2 separate regions of the Homo sapiens genome follow, and region 1 is linked to region 2. A link is an interaction called in ENCODE POLR2A ChIA-PET data of the cell type or tissue named here. Cell type or tissue: B cell. All regions are shown on one strand.

Region 1 (5,000 bases), 82 kb before region 2:
AGGGCCCTGGTTTCTTTTACTGGAGAATGGCATTTAGAAACCAAGATCTACGTGCTAGGTATGCTCTTTGGTATTAGGATGTCATTACTTCTAGGTCTTCTCAGTAGATAGAACTAGGAAGTGTATTATACCCACACATGTGCATATATCTGTATTTCTCTATCCATCCCCTCTCTCTCCCTCTGTGTGTGTGTGTGTGTGTGTGTGTGTGTGTGTGTATCAAAAGCCTTAAGTTTATACTCATTCTCTCTGATTTCAATTTAACATCACAGGGTTTATTTTAGCCTTCTCTTATTAATATATAACTTCTTACTGCAACAGTGAGAGTCCTGGCTGTAATTATGTATAATGTACTTACCACAAAGAAGTAAATAAGTTCATAGTTTCAGAATTGCTAACTTATACCTCTTTAAGAAACACATTTACTACCTAGATTTACAGCATTTATGTACAGTTCTTTTTGCCTTTAGTTTTACAGCATCCAGTCAAGATACTGTTTTCCAGTTACTTAGGTTCTTTCTTCCTGTCCCATTCACCATGGTGTTACCCGTTTGCAATAGTTAGGGTTATTTGTACGTGCTGTATTCCACGTTGGGTTTGCCACATCTCGCTTGGTTTTAACTAATTGTTTAATTTTGGAGTGTGTGAAGGGTGTGTGATACATCACTGTGGCCCTAGGAGTCAGATACAAAAAGGCCTACTCAGTGCCAGGCCTCCTCAGCCCTGCCTTCCCGTTTCCAGTCCCCTTTCCCCAGCCTGGCTTATTTGTCCTGTATTTCTTTTGTTTTGTGCCATTTTACACTCATCAGATTTGTATGAAAAATTATTGACTCTGGCAGTAGGGACATACTCACTCCGACCTCATCCTTGTCGGCCACTCCTTACCTGAGGGAGAGAGGACCACACCACTGAAAGATGGGGTCATGGGATAAAACTGGAAACTTTATGGGTTTAACACCTCAATATTTTTATATCTTAGCTACTTGTGTATAATTTGGTAATATTTGATGTTTAACTGTTTTTTAAAAAAAAATTTATTTATTTACTTTGGAGGCAGAGTCTCACTCTGTTGCCCAGGCTAGAGTGCAGTGGCACGATCTTGGGATCTCAGCTCGCGGCAACCTCTGCCTCCTGGGTTCAAGTGATTCTCATGCCTCAGCCTCCCAAGTAGCTGGGATTACAGGTGCCCACCACAACACACCCGGATAATTTTTATATTTTTAGTAGAGACAGGGTTTCACCATGTTGGCCAGGCTGGTCTTGAACTTCTGAGCTCAGGCAATCCACCCACCTCGGCCTCCCAAAGTGCTAGGATTAAGAGCATGAGCCCCTGCGCCTGGCCTGTAGTTTAACTGATGTTTTATTTAGCATGTGCTAATAAAGCAAAAAGGGGATAGGAAAGAATGTACCTTTTTCTGCAGTATCTTATTCACCCTCCTTTAACACTAAATACTTTATAATCACACAAATATTATACTCCATGAAAAAAAATGAAAGCTTCACACATAAGGATAAGGTCCCTGTTGATGTTCGTTCTCCAACATCAAACCACTTTCATTATCCTTTTAGATTCTTTATACATTTCTAAACATATGTGCCTGTAGGGGAAAAAACATATATATATATATATATATACACATACATACATACACACACACACATACACACACATAACTTTTATAAGTGTGAGTTCTTTTTTTTTTTTTGTTAACATCAAAAGTCTACTCTTTCAGCCTCTGTTTGTGGTGTATAGTCCTGCCTCATTGTTTTTAACATTTGCAGAATGTTTCTTGGTGAATATCCTTGCATGTGACTCCTAACAAACATGTGGATGCTTAGCAGTGGAAATCCCAGCTGTGTCCATTCTTGTAGTCGGTACAGCAGCTGCTTTCCTGAGTGGCTGTGCCGTTTTGCCTTTTTCCACCAGCATCACATCAAATACTCATTTCTTTACTTTCATCAATACTTGATGTTTCCTTTGTCTTAAATTCTTGGCAATTTGAGGGTCAAAAGTAGTCTTTTGTTTTAATTTGCTTCCTTTTGGGATAGTGAGGTTGAGTTTATTTCCAGTAATTATTAGCCATGTATACATATTTCCTTTTCTGTGGTTTGTCCATGTTAACAATTTTCCTTGTTGATTTGTATAAGTCTTTATATATGCTAGATTTGTTCATTTAATAAATATTTTTTGACCTCTTAACTATACACCCCGGCACTTCTGTAGGTGCTGGGATACTAGCATGAAACAAAGTCTCTAATTTCACAGAAATTACAGTCAGAAGAGGAAATTGGGCCGAGTGTGGTGGCTCACACCTGTAATTCTGGCACTTTGGGAGGCAGAGGCAGGCACATCACTTGAGGTCAGGAGTTCGAGACTGCCCTGGCCAACATGGTGAAACCCCGTCTCTACTAAAAATACAAAAATTAGCTGGGTGTGGTGGCACACGCCTGTAATTGCAGCTACTTGGGAGGCTGAAGCAGGAGAATTGCTTGAGCCCATGAGACGGAGGTTGTAGTGAGCCGATATCGCACCACTGCACTCCAACCTGGGCCACAGAGCGAGACTCCATCTCAAAAAAAAAAAAAAAAAAAAAAAAAAGAGGACATTGGGCCAAAGGAAATCTAAATAAATGAATGAGATTATGCAAATGTTAATAAGTGCTATAAAAAATAGGGTAATTGGTAAAGGGAGTACCTGAATGGGTCAGGAGCCCAGTTTCCCTTTGTAAACTCTCTCCCCTAAATATTAGCTGTTAGGTGGGGTGGTCAAGGAAGGCTTCTCACAGAAAGTAGGAGCTGAGATGAGTAATGACAAGGAACCAGCCACAAGAAGTGTCCAGACAAAGAGAACAGCATGTGCCTCAGCCTGTCATCAATGGGGACAGGTCAGACCATCATAGGTGGACACAGGGGACTCCTCAGCACAAGTGATTGTCAGAGACGTTAGTCAGAGACATCCTCTCAGAAGCAGGCTTGACATCTGAGGGGCCGAGGTCGGTTTCAGGAGGAGAGGTTCCTCAGCGCCTCTTCCTTCCCTCTCTAGGCTAGGTTACCAGAAGGAGCTTAGCTGCAGGGGTTTGTGCTTCAAGACTTGATCACTGGGTTTTGTGGTTGTTTTAAGGCACAGGCCTTTTCTTTAATAAAGGAAAATTTTCTGTTTCAGATTACCTAGGAACAGTACGATTTGGGGTTATCACAAATAAACATCTTGCGAAACTGGTATCCTTAGTACACTCTGGAAGTGTGTATTTACATAGACATTTCAACACATCACTTGTAAGTATTTTGAAATCACGTTTATGTTAGCGCAGTGGTTCTTAACCTTGTTTAGGTCACAGACTCCTTTGAGAATTGGTTAAAATCTATGGACACTCTCTAGAAAAGCGCATATGATTTTATATATGGATGGAGAGTTCTTACAGCCCCACCCTAGAGCCCAGGCTCCAGGTTAAGAACCCATGCATTAGAGGGCTCTTGAAATTAATGTATAGAAATTCTTTATTTGTATTCTTAGATTTTGGTACAGACTTTAAAGTTTTTCTTCTTGGATAAAATTGCAGAGTTACTCTCTTGAAGAATTGTTACTCTGAGCCCGTGTTTTCAGAAGCTAGGCTTCCACTGAGTGATGTTCTGTGTTTATCTGTTTCTTTTATGATGAGTAGTAATGTGACATGCTTTTCTCCTTAGCTGATGTAATGGATTTTTGAAGTTCTTGTCAAGTCACAGTGAGAAGTTGATGGCTTCTCATCCCAGAGAGCGTCAGTTTTCCATTGTCGCCTTTGTTCCCCGATTTCATTTGCTTTCTGTGGAGCAGCCTGAACTCAGCTGCTTCTGAGCATTGACCTGTGTCCTGCTCAGTCCTATGCGTCTACTCTGTTGCTGCTTCCTAAGTCACATCACTGAGTTGACTTTCCTGAAGTATTCTGTCTCTCTCGCATCACTGTCAGTAACTTACAGGTCATATACAGATCAATTTCCCTGCACCCAGTGTACCCAGCCTTTAAAACCTGCGCCCCCCTTGGCACAATGTCTAAGTCTTGTGCCTTCGGAGGGGCTGTTGGGCCCACTCCAGGGGTGCCCCCTTGCTTGCCAGTCGCCCTGGCTTCTGCATATCTCTCGTAGCCCAGATGCTGTGCTTTACTTCTTGCAGTTTATATTCCAAAAGTCAAATGTATTTTTGTGTTTTCCGAATGGAAATGTTTGAGTGTAGTTTGAGTATGGTTTTTCAAACTCCCATCGTCCCACCTTGACAATCACTGCTGTGGTTGTTTCTCTGCTGCCCACCTACGCTCCTTGTGCCTCTGCCTAAGCTGCTTTGACATCATCTGCTTTTGCTATCTGTCATTTTCCTACATCCTTCATTTTTAGCATGTTACACAGCCTACATATATTTATTTATAGTAAAGGGTACTGAGAAAGAAATTAAAAGTAGATGGGGAAAGAAAGGTAGGACTATGAGATGGAAAAATATATCAGGTTTCTGCTTCGATTTGGTAGTGATTAAGGTTGGTTGGTTTGTGTAGCAGTAGAATTCCTTTTATCAAATGAAATAATACTGGGATACCATTATTTTTAAAAACACAAGCAGTGGTTAGTCTCTGTTATGAGTCAATTTAAATCTTCGTTTTGAGGAGTTTTAAATATCTCATTTTTCAGAACCCTCTGAAGCACCCCTTTGGTAGTTCTGTTTGAAGCCAGTGATTTAAATTGTTAGAATTTCAAAAATAATTTTATGTTCACATACATTGGTTGTTTATAGCAAAACAAAGCAAAAAATCTAGGTGTCTCTTTCATTTATTCGTACACGTAAAATATGATCCGTGGCCTTGTGCAAGTTTAGGTCATTTTTGATTGCTGAAGACATGTGTTGAGTTCCTGCTGTGTGCCTGGTGTTCGTCTAGGCCCGGAGGATACAGGTGAGCAGAACAGACAGCCTGTGCCGCACGGAGGCTCCATGCTGCCCTTGGGGGCAGCATTTGAAGGACCAAGGTCAAAATCTA
Region 2 (5,000 bases):
GGGGAGCTGTGTAGAACGTGGGTTGTGCTTCCTGAGGGGCAAGGGGGCTGGGATGTTCCCTTCTGACTCCTGTCTATCCTTGATGGAGGCCTGCTTCTGAGGGGGGTTAATACCAGTCTGTTCTGCACATAGGCCAAGAAGAAAACTTCAAGTAGAAAGTCATGGGTGGGCCAGGAGCGGTGGCTCATGCCTGTAATCCCAGCACTTTGGGAGGCTGAGGCAGAAGGATGGCTAGAACCCAGGAGTTAAAGACCAGCCTGGGCTACATAGCAAGACCCCATCTCTGCAAAACATATAAAAATTGGCTGGGGCTGGGTGCAGTGGCTCATGCCTATAATCCCAGCACTTTGGGAGGCCGAGGTGGGCAGATCACCTGAGGTCGGGAGTTCGAGACCAGCCTGACCAACATGGAGAAATCCTGTCCCTACTAAAAATACAAAATTAGTTGGGCGTGGTGGCACATGCCTATAATCCCAGCTACTCTGGAGGCTAAGGCAGGAGAATCACTTGAACCTGGGAGGCGGAGGTTGCGGTGAGCCGAGATCGCGCACTGCCATTGCACTCCAGGCTGGGCAACAAGAGCGAAACTCCATCTCAAAAAAAAAAAAAATTAACTGGGTGTGGTGGAGTGCGCCTGTAGTCCCAGCTACTCAGGAGACTGAGGTGGCAGGATCACCTGAGCCCAGAAAGTTGAGGCTGCAGTAAGCCATGATGGCACCACTGCACTCCAGCCTGGGCAACAGAGCGAGACCATCTCAAAATAGAAAGTCACAAATGGCGAGCCCAGTGTGCAGTGTTGACATGTCCTGGAGCAGCAGCTGCTGAGGGAGATGTGGGCAGGGCCATGACAGTGCCCGCTGCACCTGTTACATGGGGCCTTGCCCTTCAGTTTGTCACAGTCCCCACCACTCCCTATTGTCTGTCTCCCTGACCACAGGCTGAGAATAAGTTCCTAATATCATCATACTTGTGCTGCTGATTCTTTCACAGAATAGAAATGACCTATTTTTTCCATATCACCTTCAATAGTGGGAAAGTGGGCTGGCCACAGTGGCTCACGTCTGTAATCCCAGTGCTTTGGGAGGCTGTTTTAGGCATTCTTGCATTGCTGTAAAAACATACCTGTGACTGGGTAATTTATAAAGAAATGAGGTTTACTGGGCTCATGGTTCTGCAGGCTGTACAGGAAGTATGGTGCTGGCATCTGTTCAGCTTCTGGGGAGGCCTCAGGAAGCTTATAGTCATGGTGGAAGGCGAAGGGGGAACAGGCATGTCCCACGGCGAAAACAGGAGCAAGAGATAGTGTTGGGAGGAGGGCCACAGTCTTTTAAACAATCAGATCTCCCATGAACTCAGAGTGAGAGCTCACTCATCAGCAAGGGGATGGCCCAAGCCAATCATGGGGGATCCGCTTCCATGATCCAAACACCTCCCACCAGGCCCCACCTCCAACATTGTGGAGGATTACTTTTCTTTTTCTTTTCTTTTCTTTTTTTTTTTTTTTTGAGACGGACTCTCACTCTGTCCTCTAGGCTGGAGTGCAGTGGTGCCATCTCGGCTCTCTGCAGCCTCTGCCTCCCAGGTTCCAGCAATCTCCCTGCCTCAGCCTCCCAAGTAGCTGGGATTACAGGCACCCGCCACCACACCTGGCTAATTTTTGTATTTTTAGTAGAGATAGGGTTTCACCATATTGGCCAGGCTGGTCTCCAACTCCTGACCTCAGGTGATCCACTGCTCTCGGCCTCCCAAAGTGCTGGGATTACAGGCATGAGCCACTGCACCCGTCCGCAGATTACATTTCAACGTGAGATGTGGTCTGGGACAAATATTCAAACTATATCAGAGGCCAAGGTGGGAGGATCGCTTGAGGCCAGGAGTTGAAGACCAGCCTGGGCAACATAGCAGGATGACGCCTCTACAAAAGAAAAATTTTAAAAAATTAACCAGATGTGGTGGCATGCACCTGTGGTTCCAGCTGCTCAGGAAGCTGAGGCAGGATGGTGGTTTGAGCCCAGGAAGTCAACACTGCAGTGAGCTATGATCATACCACTGCACTCCAGCCTGGTCAATAGACTGAGACTGTCTCCAAAAAAAAAAACAAAAACAAAGTGGGAAAGTAGAATATAAGCCAAGAATGCCCTGTGGCTGTAATAATTATACTCAGCTTGCTTCTCCTGTTTCTGTCTCTTGCATGACCCCTGAAGAGGGCTGAGTTGGCAGCTTCTTGCCACAGGGTGAAGTGCACATGGGTCACATGACATTTGGGGCCTTTGGGGCACTGGTCTTTGCCTCATCATGCCATGTGGAGATGTGTCCTCTGAGCCCAGCAGTGCTGGGGTTTTTTTTTTTGTTTTTTGTTTTTGAGACGAAGTCTTGCTTTGTCACCCAGTCTGGAGTACAGTGATGTGATCTCGGCTCACTGCAACCTCTTCCTCCCAGGTTCAAACGACTCTCCTCCCTCAGCATCCCAAGTAGCTGGGATTACAGGCAAGCGCCACCACACCAAGCTAAATTTTGTATTTTTAGTAGAGAAGGGGTTTTGCCATGTTGGCCAGGCTGGTCTCGAACTCCTGACCTCAAGTGACCTGCCTGCCTTGGCCTCCCAAAGTGCTGGGATTACAGGCGTAAGCCACCGTGCCCGGGCAGTGCTGGGGTTTTTTTTGTTTGTTTGTTTGTTTTGTTTTTTTTTTAAGACCGAGTCTAGCTCTGTTGCCCAGGCTGGAGTGCAGTGGCGTAATCTCGGCTCACTGCAACCTCCACCTCCCAGGTTCACGCGATTCTCCTGCCTCAGCCTCCTGAGTAGCTGGGATTACAGGCACCCACCACCACGCCCGGCTAACTTTCGTATTTTTAGTAGAGACAGGGTTTCACCATGTTAGCCAGGCTGAACTCGAACTCCTGACCTCGTGATCCGCCCGCCTCGGTCTCCTAAAGTGCTGGGATTACAGGTGTGAGCCCCCGCGGCCGGCCAGTGCGGGGGTTTTTAATTTGCAGCTCTATGAAGCGCCCCCTCCCCACCCCCAGAAATGCTCCACCCACTGGGAGGCGGGGACAATGGCCAGTGGCTCCATGGCCAGAGAGAAACTATCTTGCTATTAGCCCATCGCACACAGCGAAAGCCCGGGGAGCCCATCAAGCACGCTCTCCAGATTCTCTGACACCAGCTGCATGGCCAGCAATTCAATTCAGTTCCGACAGAAGCTGCCCACAGTTAGTGCAGACTGCACGGTCAAAGGACTCAGTCCCACAGGACTGCTCCCACTTCAGACACCAGTGCAAATGGCGTCCCCAGGCTACCCCTACTTCTGCCTGGCTGATTACAAATTCAGGGCTCTCCTCCCGCCTTGCCAGGGGAGGCACCTGCTAGACTAGTATTTCTGCCTGCAATCTAGACCAGCACAGTGGCAGAACGGAATGTCTCTTCCAAGGGGGAAAAGTTTGGGCATAAATGGAGAGAAGAAACAAAAATAGCTGGAGGTAAAAGACAGAATAAATAAATGGGTTATGGCCAGGTGCAGTGGCTCACGCCTGTAATCCCAGTAGCTGACTGGGGAGGATCACTTGAGCCCAGGAGTTTGAGACCAGCTTGGGCAACATAGTGAGACCCCATCTCTTCGAACAAAAAAATTTTTTTGGAAGCTGGTTGTGGTGGCATGCACCTGTAGTCCCAGCTGCTTGGGAGGCTGAGGTGGGAGGATCGTTTGATCTCAGGGGGTTGAGGCTGCAGTGAGCTATGTTCGAGCTGCTACATTCCAGCCTGTGTGACAGAGTGAGACCCTGTCTCAAATACATAAAATGAATAAATGAATGAATGAATAAATAAATAAATAGGTTACGGAGGGAAGGAAATTTAATATTACATTAACACCTTCAAAGAGGCTTAGATCAAGAGATGGCGTTGTCCCTTGGCTCAGTTATACCAGATGCCTGAAAGATTGAAACCATATAGGCCAGGCACGGTGACTCACCCCTGTAATCCCAGCATTTTGGGAGGCCGAGGCGGGCGGATGACAAGGTCAGGAGTTCGAGACCAGTCTGGCCAATATGGTGAAACCCCGTCTCTACTAAAAATACAAAAATTAGCTGGGCGTGGTGGTGTGAGCCTGTAGTCCCAGCTACTTGGGAGGCTGAGGCAAGAGAATCCCTTGAACCCGGGAGGCAGAAGTTGCAGTGAGTTGTGCCACTCCACTCCAGCCTGGGCAACAGAGCAAGGCTCCGACTCAAAAAAAAAAAAAAAAAAAAAAAAGAGTGAAGCCATATATTGATATATTGCTGGGACTGCCCCTGCTTTCAGAACTTGATAAGACAGAATGGAAGCCTGCAAGCCTGGGCAGCCTTACCCTGGGGGACATTTTCATACATTTCATGGGATGGCGGACTGTATCGTTATTAAGGACTGATGGATTTTAGCAATGTGCTGGCATCTTTTTTATTTCTATTTATTTATTTTTTTGAGTTGGAGTCTCGCTCTGTCACCCAGGTTGAAGTGTATTCGTGTGAGCTCGGCTCACTGCAACTACTGCCTCCCGGGTTCAAGCGATCCTCCTGCCTCAGCCTCTCAAGTAGCTGGGACCACAGGCTTGCACCACCACGCCTGGCAAATTTTTGTATTTTTAGTAGAGATGGGGTTTCACCATGTTGACCAGGCTGGTCTCGAACTCCTGACCTCAGGTGATCTGCCTGCCTCGGCCTCCCAAAGTGTTGGGATTACAGATGTGAGCCACTGCGCCCTGCTGGCATCTTTTTTTTTTTTTTTTTTTTGAGATAGAGTCTTGCTCTCTTTCCCAGGTTGGAGTTAAGTAGCTCAGTCACAGCTCACTGCAGCCTCAACCTCTTGGGCTCAGGTGATCCTCCTGCCTCAGCCTCCTGAGTAGTTGGGACCACACGTGTGCACCACTATGCCCGGTAAATTTTTAAGAATTTTTGTAGAGATGGGGTCTTCCTATGTTGCCCACTCCGGGCATCTTTTGATGTTTATGATCATCTGACTGTAAGGGATT

The links. ChIA-PET counts read pairs that join two places held together with the same protein. Peaks named below come from ENCODE experiments on the same cell type or tissue, not always from the same donor. Only the 100,000 strongest peaks of a DNase experiment are listed, where the experiment ranks them.
Region 1: POLR2A ChIA-PET joins it to region 2 with 9 read pairs; 5 of 35 experiments call an interaction of 5 or more read pairs at or near these places.

What each region holds. Positions count from the first base shown.
Region 1 is chr16:11,698,728-11,703,727 of GRCh38, reverse strand. TXNDC11 (thioredoxin domain containing 11) reads left to right here. Exons shown (of 12, transcript NM_015914.7): 6 at 3,164-3,276. Among named protein-coding and RNA genes, the nearest start is that of SNN, 33 kb to the right of the region's middle. In B cell, no CTCF peak of the experiment used is centred here; no DNase peak of the experiment used is centred here; H3K27ac peaks cover 318 bases.
Region 2 is chr16:11,616,673-11,621,672 of GRCh38, reverse strand. It overlaps a transcript of LITAF not described here. Among named protein-coding and RNA genes, the nearest start is that of LITAF, 32 kb to the right of the region's middle. In B cell, no CTCF peak of the experiment used is centred here; DNase peaks (open chromatin) are centred at 52, 2,022 and 2,132; H3K4me3 peaks cover 210 bases; H3K27ac peaks cover 806 bases.